2 separate regions of the Homo sapiens genome follow, and region 2 is linked to region 1. A link is a contact called in ENCODE Hi-C or POLR2A ChIA-PET data. All regions are on one chromosome and are shown on one strand. Each heading gives the region's core, a stretch centred on a gene start or an enhancer-like site at or near the end of the contact. The rest is flanking DNA. Distances are from core to core; before and after follow the strand shown. Region 1 overlaps TRPM1 (transient receptor potential cation channel subfamily M member 1). Region 2 overlaps TRPM1 (transient receptor potential cation channel subfamily M member 1).

The links. Hi-C counts contacts between places; a loop is a spot of excess contacts on that map. ChIA-PET counts read pairs that join two places held with the same protein, here RNA polymerase II (POLR2A). Pooled maps may share reads with other maps.
Region 2: a loop to region 1 is called in a pooled map, with 2.0 times the contacts of the local background. The contact joins two enhancer-like sites. A Hi-C loop is called at or near these places in 5 of 168 maps with a recorded cell type or tissue (B cell, endothelial cell of umbilical vein, heart right ventricle and 2 more), 25 of 37 single-sample maps with no recorded cell type and 15 of 50 pooled maps. POLR2A ChIA-PET finds 5 or more read pairs at or near these places in 5 of 52 experiments (Caco-2, OCI-LY7, activated B cell and 2 more).

What each region holds. Positions count from the first base shown.
Region 1 is chr15:31,045,410-31,050,405 of GRCh38, forward strand. TRPM1 (transient receptor potential cation channel subfamily M member 1) reads right to left here. Exons shown (of 28, transcript NM_001252024.2): 13 at 3,966-4,100; 14 at 2,480-2,530; 15 at 1,702-1,842; 16 at 795-824. Among named protein-coding and RNA genes, the nearest start is that of MIR211, 17 kb to the right of the region's middle. Within about 2 kb of position 3,747, at least 2 of the 41 ENCODE cell types and tissues checked have a DNase peak (open chromatin) inside an H3K27ac peak, as active enhancers do; they include B cell, where a contact is called at or near this core.
Region 2 is chr15:31,010,200-31,015,729 of GRCh38, forward strand. All of the region lies in intron 27 of TRPM1 (transient receptor potential cation channel subfamily M member 1), which reads right to left. Among named protein-coding and RNA genes, the nearest start is that of TRPM1-AS1, 14 kb to the right of the region's middle. Within about 2 kb of position 3,817, at least 6 of the 41 ENCODE cell types and tissues checked have a DNase peak (open chromatin) inside an H3K27ac peak, as active enhancers do; they include B cell, where a contact is called at or near this core.

The sequences.
Region 1 (4,996 bases), core at 2,497-4,996:
GATTTTCTAACTCCCCCCAAATTTTTTTGCTGATAATAATTTCTCCCTTTCTTGGGTATTCTTTTTTTAGCATTTATTTTTCCTTGTGGTTCAATTTCCAGAACACTTTTGGGGACTAGTGAAAGATGCCAATAGGTAAGAATTATAAAACAGTAGATGACGCCAATGATATTGGGCATGCTTGTCTTGTTCTTGATTCTCATGGACATGACTTCAGGGATGCACTGCTCATCATACGTTTCCCTTGCTCTAAGATATACGTGTATTTTAATCATTCCAAGAAAGTATTTTATCATTCTATTTTGAGAAAACTATATATTTTTTAACAAAGTAAGGCATATGTTTTACATGTGTTTCAAATTCTTCATTAGCACCTGCTGAGAGATGGTCATAGATATGATGCAATATATTAAAGACTAACACTGCATTGTATTTGCATTCTTGGAGGACTCTACTTTGATTTAGGACTATGAAAATAGTCTATTGAATTCTTTTTGGTGTTATTTTTGGTTTTTTACTTATGGTTTTTGCATACGTAAGTGGTGTTCCTCTCTAGTTTTTTTGTTTGCTTAATCTTTGCTTTTGAAACTGTGGTTTTGTTAGTTCTAGAAATGGATTGTGCAGCTTTTATCCCCATTAAAGAAAATGTATATATGGTCCTTTTATATAATTTGACTAAGACATCTAGGTAAATTTTGGTGAGTAGTATCGTATATTCGCAAATACAGAACTTAAAAGGGCTATGTATATTTGACCAGGATATTATAAAACTGTTGAAAACAAGTTCTACTTACTTCCATTCCCAGAAGTTTAAGAGCTTTAGGCTGCATGGTGAAAGAGGAAGAAAAAAAATCAATTTACTTAGATAACTAATGTTAGTAGTACATTAGCAGTATTGTTGATAGTGGACATACGAATGGATTAAAAAGCACTTTGTATCATTAACAATTAATGATAATATCCAAGGAAAAGAAGTGCTTTAATATAGAAACTCTTCTTCTGTCAGCAGAAGTTAATTGAGAAGAAAGCTCAGCAGACGCGTGGCCCTTATTCCAGGTAGAAACCGAGAAGTTCCCTAATAGACATGTAGAGAGCTGTGGGGCTGTAAGGTGGGTGTGAGAGGAGGGCATCATGAAAGATCAGACATTTGAGTTGGACTTTTGATAAGGGTGGGAAAGGCACTGATAGTGGGGAAAGACGTGGCAGGTACACGTCTTTGATTTGATCACAGGATTTGATTTTGGTGCAGGTATGTGGTCTCCCATGTGGGTGAGGGCCAGCTGGTGGAGGGCCTTGGCTGCTGTGATAATGAGTTTGGATACGATTCTCCAGGCAGTGAGGAGCTCTGGGAGGCTTGAAGCAGGGAATGCAGGCATGTCCCTTGCTTTGGAAGATTATGGCAGGTACAGTGGTGGGATAGTAGAATAGGCTGGAGCAGGCAGACAGTAGCCCCGGAGCCCAGGAGGAAGTCTGCTGTGGATAGAAAAGGAGGGCAAATGCAATGGATGGGCGGGGCGGCCCGTGCTCAGGGGAGCTGGAGAATGCCGTGGCTCTGGCCTGAGAGCACTGTAGGAGGCAGGACAGCTGTGCTGGGGACAGGGCGAAGGGCTTGGCTCTGAACCGGCCAAGTTGTTGAAAAGCAAGCGAGGAACCACATGGTACTCGCGAACCACAGAACACTACACAGGCACTGAGTTCTACCCTCTTTGGTCCAAACAAGTTGTTGTAAAGGGTCCGAAAGTTTTTCCGAGTGTAGTTGCAGCGGTAGGCTCCTCCCATGAGGTACTCCAGCACGAGCCCGATGTCTATGAGGCTGATGTGGTAATCAGGCGGAAGGTTGCTCTGTAAAAGAAGTCTGGTCTCAGGCCCTGTGAGAATGCGTTCGCAGTGTGGACTTCATCACACGTCTAGGGGGTAAGTGGCTGTCCTGGCCCCCACTTGGGAGTTCATGTAACAGGTGGGTGGGTGGGGGATTAAACAATATTCAGGCTGGGGAAAGCATCTATCCCTTGATAACAAGGTGGCAGAAAGGGCCAAGAACAGCAGCTGCAATCAACAGGACACAGAATGACTTGAGGAACCTCCTGCCGGTGCTTCTGGAAAGAGCCACAGGCAGTGGGTGAGAGATCTCAAAGGAGGGACAGAACGAGAGGCTGCATGGACAGACAGCGGGGCTCAGGTCAGCAGCCAGGCCACCCCCTTCCCCAACCCCACCCAGTGGCCGCCCTGGCCTGGCGCTGGCGTCAACCTATAATCCGGCTGTCACTGACAGTGTCCCTATCATGGATTTGGATGAACATGCAACTTAAAAAAGATTATCCTTTGCTTTCTTAGTTTTAAATAGACTCTTTACGAAAGAAGGAATTCATTATCTCCTGTGCCTGGAATAATAATACATTTTGAAAATTTAAAACTTGCTCTTAAGAAATGATTTTGTGAAAGATGCCAACAGGTAAGAATTGTAAAACAGTAGACTGACCTTTTTCACATCCCTCACCAGCAGATGAAGTGTGTTTGGTGGACCCAGTCTCTGAAAGAGAAGCATTCATGTGTGTTAAATATGTTTTTCTTGGCCAGGCGCGGTGGCTCACGCCTGTAGTCCCAGCACTTTGGGAGGCCAAGGCAGGCAGATCACTTGAGGTCAGTAGTTTGAGGCCAGCCTGGCCAACATGGTGAAACCCCATCTCTACTAAAAATACAAAAATTAGCTGGGCGTGGTGGTGGGCACCTGTAATCCTAGCTACTAGGGAGGCTGAGGTTGGAGGATCACTTGAACCGGGGAGGCAGCTGCAGTGAGCTAAGATTGCACCACTATACTCCAGCCTAGGTGATAAAGTGAGACCTCGTCTAAGAATGAATAAATAAATAAATAAATAAATAAGTTTTTTTCTTGAACTCTTCGAGCAAAATCCTGCCCTACTCTATATAATTAATGAATTGTGAGAGCTGGAGTGTAACCCACACCAGCCTTTTTCTTTTACAAAACAGAGCTGGTCATGGTTAGAAAGTATCCAACACATTTCAAAAGTTGTGAAATACTTTCTGTTGCATTTTTTTAAAAGAGTATCTTAAGGTGCACAATATAGTGTTAATAATTCATCAAGTTGGCCAGAATCAGTGGCTCAAATTAGTATATTTGAGCCTATTATCCCAGCACTTTGGGAGGCCAAGGGAGGTGGATCACTTGAGGCTAGGAGTTTGAGACCAACCTGGGCAACATGTCGAAACCCTGTCTCTACAAAATTTTTAAAAATTAGCTGGGTGTGGTGGTGTGCACCTGTAGTCCCAGATACTCAGGAGGCTGGGATCGGAGGATGGCTTGAGCCTAGGAGGTTGAGGCTGCAGTGAGCTGAGATCATGTCACTGCACCCCAGCCTGGGCAACAAGAGAGACTCTGTCTCAGAACAAACAAAAAAAAATTCACCAAGTTTTAGCAAGCAGCTGCTGAGGATCATTTCTGCTACTTAAAATCTTACAATAGGGAAGGAAATGTAAATTCTCAAAACTTATATTGTAATAATATAAGCCAAGGGAATTTCATTCAAACCCTTCCAGCAGAGCTCCTGGGTGTGAAACTTAGCTCTATGTTTTACCCCAAAGCCTCATCAAATGTGAGGGTCCCAAGGAACAATTGACTTCTCACCCTTGGTGACATTTCACTCTGCTAATGGCTTGGGGAGCTAGATTCCCTCTTTGTAGCAACAAGTACTCACACACCACCCTTAAATGCGGGACAAGAGTTAATACTGCCTGAGAAAGGAGTGACTGGCGAGGCATGGCAGGAGGTGGTGAGAATATGAACACAGGCTGTGGCCAGCAGCAGGTGAGAAGTAGCCGCCTGCCATTAAGTACGGACCTCCCAGCTGAAGGAGGTCAGATGAGCACATTTATGCACAATATGCACCAGTGACAAACACATTTAGGTGGCTGCCTCCCGCTTCCTTCCCTTTTTCTAGAGCACTCACTGTGTTATAAAGCTCCTCCAGCCTCGGAATGGTCAGAAAGTGTTGCATGTTCACTCCGTTTTCAATCAGGAGCTTCACAAAGTCGACACGATCTAAGACTAAAGCATCTAGCATCGCTTGCTCCAAAGCATTCACCTGCAGGGACCAAGGGCCGGGAGCCTGTGAGTGGCCTCTCAGAGACACAGGGGAGGGGGGCGACTGGAAACACAGAGGAAAGGGTATTCCGAACGCCAGATTCCAGAGCACTCCAGCATGGTACTCTTTGCTCTTTATCTTGGGTAAACACTCCCCATCTCCCCTCTCCTTTCTTCTCAGTTTGGCCTCTACATGTTCCATCCATGTCTGTAAATTATTGTTTCCTTTTAAAAATAGATTGAAGAGGATTCAAAATCTCAGCCCTCCTGGCATTGGCCTGCCCAGTCTCCACCATTTGTTTCCTTGACTGAGAAGTTGTGCCAGGAGGAGCTGCATGGGCAGGCAGCATGACCAGGGTGCCGTGTGGGTGAGTGACTGTGATAAGGGCAGGCACACGTCACCACAGAGGCCTGGTCCCCTGTCTTGCCTGTGTCCTGGTGGCAGCAAGACCAAGAACTGCCATGCGATGTGTGGCTCCAGCCTCCCCACCTAAACTGCTGTTACCCCACACACCCAATCATGGGCTCTGTCTGTCAAAAAAGGGCTTTTTCATGAATTGCATTTATTTGGTGACAACTGATTTGTCTGCTGTATATTCATGCATCAAGCATTGGCATGTCTGCCAGGTACAGAACCATTGCTGAACAGGATGACTCAGGGCCCCTCTGTGGGTGGCATCATTCCCCCCAAAGCAGGAACGTTTGGTGTTTTGGACAACCGACAGGCTCATTGCAGCGAATGTGCTGTTGTAGTTTGAAATGCTGACACTACCCAGTCAAGCCTTTACCCGTCCCTCCTGGGATCAGGGCCCTGGGTGGGACTGAAGCAAGGACAAGAACCATCCCTTCCCCTGGGGAAGGGTGATGCCAAGCTCGTGATCTCTGTGACCTTCCACA
Region 2 (5,530 bases), core at 2,567-5,066, 35 kb before region 1:
CTGGTTAGTTTCAGGCTGCAAGTTCTGACATGCTTTCTGTGGACTGTGATTCCAATGCCAGTTCAGTTTTCAAAGTCTTTGTAGTGCTATTGAGATCTGACCTATGTGCGTGCAGCCCAGTAGTCAGTCTGGGACCTTGGTAGCAGTCTGGTCATTACTTCAGTTCTTACTGTCTTTGAGATCTTTCTTCTTTTTACATGTGGGTCTTTATAGTTATAAATATCCTTCTGAATACTGCTTTTACTGTATCCCATAAATTTTGGTATATTGTGTTTTCATTTTGTTCGCCTTGAAGTATTTTCTAATTTCTCTTGTGATTTCTTCTTTGATCTATTGATTATTTAAGAGTGTATTGTTTAATTGTCACATATTTGTAAATTTTCCAAATTTTCATTTGTTATTAATTTATCATTTTATTTTGTTGTGGCCTGAGAATACACTTTGTTTAACTTAAATCTTTTTAAAACTTATTGAGACTTGTTTTATGGCCTAACAGATGATGTATCTTGGAAAATGTTCCATATGCTTATAAAATGAATATATATTTTGCTGTCATTGAGTGTTCTACTGATGTCTGTTACCTTGAGTTGGCATATAGTATTGGCTAAGGCTTCTATTTTCTTAATGAACTTCTGTCTAGTTCTAATATTAGTGAAAGTTGAATATTAGAGCCTACAACTATTATTTGAGAACTATCTGCTTCTCCCTTCAATTCTGTCAGTTTTTGCTTCATATCTTATGAGGCTCTGCTATTGGGTGCATATATGTTTATAATTGTTATATCTTTTTGATATAGTTACCTTTTTAATCATTATATCATGTCTATCATGTCCTTCTTTGTCTCTAGTAACAATATTTGTCTTAGAGTCTATTTTACCTGATAGGTGTAGCCACTCCAACTATTTTTTTATTACTGTTTGCATGAAATGTCTTTATCCATCCTTTTACTTTAAAACTTTAAAAATCTTTGAATCTGAAGTGAGTCTCTGCAGATAGCATGTAATTACACCATATTTTAAATATTCATTGTGCTAGTCTCTGTCTTAGAGAGCTTTATCTATTTACATTTAATATAATTACTGGTAAGGAAGAACTTACCTCTGCCATACTGCTATTTATTTTCTATATGTTATGTCTTTTTTTTTGTCCCTCAACTCCATCATTACTGCTTTCTTCTGTGTTAAATAGGTATTTTCTAGTGTATCATTTTAATTCACTTAGTATTTCTTTTCTTTTTTAAGATATGGGGCCCTGCTATGTTTCCTAGGCTGGCCTTGAACCCCTGGGCTTAAGTGATCTTCCTGCCTTAACCTCTTGAGTGGCTGGGACTACAGGCATGCACTACCACACCTGGCTCTTGTTCTTTCTTTTATCATATGTTTTTCAGTTATTTTCTTAGTGCTTGCCCTGGGGATTATCAGTAACATCTTAATTTATAACAGTCTACTTTAATTTAATGCCAATTACTTTTTTTTTTTTTTTTGAGATGGAGTGTCACTCTGTTGCCCAGGCTGAAGAGCAGTGGCAAGATCTCAGCTCACTGCAACCTCTGCCTCCTAGGTTCAAGTGATTCTCGTGCCTCAGCCTCCTGAGTAGCTGGGATTACAGGCATGTGCCACCACACAGGCTAATTTTTGTATTTTCAATAGAGATGGGGTTTCACTATGTTGGCCAGGCTGGTCTTGAACTCTCGACCTCAGGTGATCCACCTGCCTTCGCCTCCCAAAGTGCTGGGATTAGAGGTGTGAGCCCTTGCATCTGGCCTAACACCAATTATTTTCAATAATATACACAAAGTTTACTCTTATAAAGCTCCATCCTCCCCCCATGTTATTCTGTTATTATCACAAGTTACAACTTTGTACATTGTGTACCCATCAACATAGATTTGTAATGATTGCTTTATGTGGTTGTCTTGTAAATCATGTAGAAAATAAAAAGTAGTTACAAACAAAAAATACATTTATAATGCCTTTTATATTTACCTATGTAGTTAAATTTACTGGTCCTCTTTATTTCTTCATGTGGATCTTAGGTTATTGTCTTATGTCTTTTCATTTCTGCCTGAAAAACTATCTTTAGTATCCCTCATAGTAGGTTTGCTAGTAATGAATTCTCTCAGTTCTTGGTTATCTGGGAATATCTTAATTTATCCTTCATTTTTAAAGGATAGTTTTGCTGCATATATAATTTTTAGTGGACATTGTTTTGCTTTCAGCACATTGACTATGTCATCCCAAGGTCTTCTGGTCTTCCTGGCTTCTGATGAGAGGTCAGCTTTTTTAATCTAATTAAGCATCCTTTCCATGTGATGAGTTGCTTCTCTCTTGCTGCTTTCAAGATTCTTTTCCTTTGGCTTTTAACAGTTTGACTATAACGTTAATTGGTATGGATCTCCTTGAGTTTATCCTACTTGGAGTTCATTGAGCTTCTTGGATATGTAGATTCGTATCTTTCATTAAATTTGTAAAATTTTGGCCATTATTTCTTTAAATATTGTTTCTGCCAGTTTCCCTTCTCTCTTTCTATAACTCTCATGATGCCTATGTTGTTCTGCTGGATGGTGTTCTACAGGTTTCAGACTGTTCAATTTCTCTTCATTTCCTCCCCCTGTTCCTTAGACTGGGTAATTTTTAACTGATTTATCTTCCAGTTTGCTGATTCTTTAATCTACCTGCTCAAATGTGCTATTGGGCCTCTAGAGTGAATTTTTCATTTCAGTTATTGTACTTTCCAATGTCAGAATTTCCTTCCCTTCCTTCATTTCTTTCTTTTTCTTTTTTTTTTTCTTTTTTTTTTTTGACACTGTCTTGCTCTATTGTCCAGGCTGGAATGCAGTGGCAAGATCACAGCTCACTGCAGCCTTGAATTCCTGGGCTCAAGCAATCCTCCCACCTCAGCCTCCCAAGTAGCTAGGACTACCGGCACCACCATGCTCTGCCAGTTGCCATGATATGCACCACCATGCCTGTCCAGTTTTAAAAATGATTTTATGTAGATGGTGTCTTGCTCTGTTGCCCAGGCTGGTCTTGAACTCCTGGCTTCAAGCAATCCTCCCTCCTTGGTCTCCCAAAGCTCTGGGATTACAGGCATGAGTCACTGTGCCTGACCTATTTTTTTAAAAATATATATAATTTCTACCTCTTTTTTTTTGAGACCTCGTCTACTACTTGATATAATTTCCACCTCTTTATTGATAGTCCCTTATTTGGTGAAAAATCCTTCTCATACTTTCCTTTAGTTCTTTAGAGATGATTTCCTTTAGGTCTTTAAATATATTTAAAATAGCTAAAATAGTTGAGTTAAACTCTTTGCTAAAACATCTAATATCCAGGATTCCTAAGGGATGGTTTTTAAGATTGTCCTTTTTCCTGTGTGTGGACCATAGTTTCTTATTTCTTTGCATGTTTTGTCATTTTTATTTAAAAGTGGACATGTTGAGTATTATAATGTGGCAATTCTAGAAATCAGATTCTCTCCCCTCTCAGGCTTGTTGTTATTGCTTAGTGTAGTTGTTGTTTGTTTAGTGTAGTTGTTGTTTGTTGTTTGTTTAGTGATTTTTGTAGTTGTTGTTTGCTTAGTGATTTTTCTGAAATAATATTGTAAAGTCTATATTCTTTATGTTGTGTGGCCACTGAAGTTTGTATTTTATTAGCTTAGTGGTCAGTTAATACTTAGAGATTTCCTTAAATGTGTGGAACAAAAACAACAAAATCTTCTAGTCTTTTCTGAGAAGCTGTATGTGTATATAGGGGCACATCTTCAACACTCAGGCAGTTTACATCTTTGCTTTAGCTTTCACTTCCTGCTTGCACAGAGCCTCAAGATCAAGTCAGCCAGAAATGAGCTTATAGCCTTCTCAGGTCTTCCTGAGTATACACACAGCCCTATGCATGCACATAGCTTTCTAAATTCCCAGGAATGTGTTAGAGCTTTTCAAAGCTCTTATGGACATCAGTTTTTCTCCCTAGTTTTTTGGTTAGTCTATTGTTTGCCCCAGCTGTCATCCGTCACCTCAGGGAGCAAGCACTAAACCCTTTGCCTGTAAATGTTTTTGACAACCCTTCCTCCACCCCTTCTAACTAGAAGCTTTAGTACTGGGCCTGTTCCAACTCAGGTGAAATACAGACGAACCTTTCAGCTAGGCTTTCAAGGAGCTGCCCTGTAATTACAAAACAAGTAATTATAATTCTTTGCATATGAGATTCTTTCTGCTCCTACTGGTACTAGGAATGCAGGTTGTTGTTTTCAAGGTGACTACTCAACTGGAGAGCAGAGGATAGGACAGGGCTAAGTTAAAATGTCACAAAGCTCACTTTTCTTATCAAGATCCAGCCATTTTGTTTAAATAAGAATGCCCTAGGTTGCTTAATAAGCCATTGCTTAATTTCCAGAGTGCCACAAGATATAGACTCTGACAGTTTTTGCCAACTTTGTTGTTGCTTTTATGGTGGGGCAGAATTCCAGAGTTCCTTACTCTACCTGCTTTTGTTCATGTCACCCCATTCAATGCCTTTGGTATGTGAATAAGGAGCAGACTCCTCCACCCCTGACAGACACAGTCTGCAGGTGAGCTCTGGAGTTCATAACTTTATGGCATTACTTTTCCAAGTTCCCCCTCTCACTATCTCCCTGATATCTCCAGTTCCTCAGAGTTTCCGTTTTCTATCCTCCAACCAGAAAGCTGGGGCTCAAATCAAAGCAAAGAGCAACGATTGACTTCACCCTCTTGAATTTTGATGCAGTGGGTAGGGACTTCACCAGACCACTGGATTTCCTGCACCTGACTTGAGGCAGGGGGTGGGGGTGGGGCTATGGGACAATAGAAAGGGAAAAAGGTACTCTTGGAATAAACAGATGAGATTATAAGCAGATGAGATGAGGTCAAAGAATAATTTCATTTAATATTAAAAGATATATAACCTTGGCTGGGCACGGTGGCTCACGCCTGTAATCCCAGCATTTGGGAGGCAGAGGCAGGTGGATCACCTGAGGTCAGGAGTTCCAGACCAGTCTGAACAACGTGGCAAAACCCCATCTCTACTAAAAAATAAAAATAATAAATTAGCTGGGCACGGTGGCATGCGCCTGTAATCCCAGCCACTTGGGGGCTGAGGCAGGAGAATTGCTTGAACCTGGGAGGCGGAGGCTGCAGTGAGCCGAGATCATGCCATTGCCCTCCAGCCTGGGTGACAGAGCGAGACTCCGTCTTAAAAAAAAAAAAAAGAAAAGAAGAGAAAAAGAAAAAAGATATATGACCTCATGTTGTACCCCAAGCTGATAAAGCAAAAAATGTTAGTTATAAGGAACAGCCTCTTTGCCTCCAATGTCTTCTCACTCCAAAAAGATAGCACAGAAACACAAGCACGTCAATCTTTGCTTTAAAACAATAGCAGCTTCCCATCACACTTAAGATAAAAACACAATTTCATTGCAGTGTTGAATGCAATGAACAAACCAAAGAGTGTATTAAAGGAAAACCTTATAATCTCCATTGGCAACCCTATTCTACAATTTGGACATTGACACT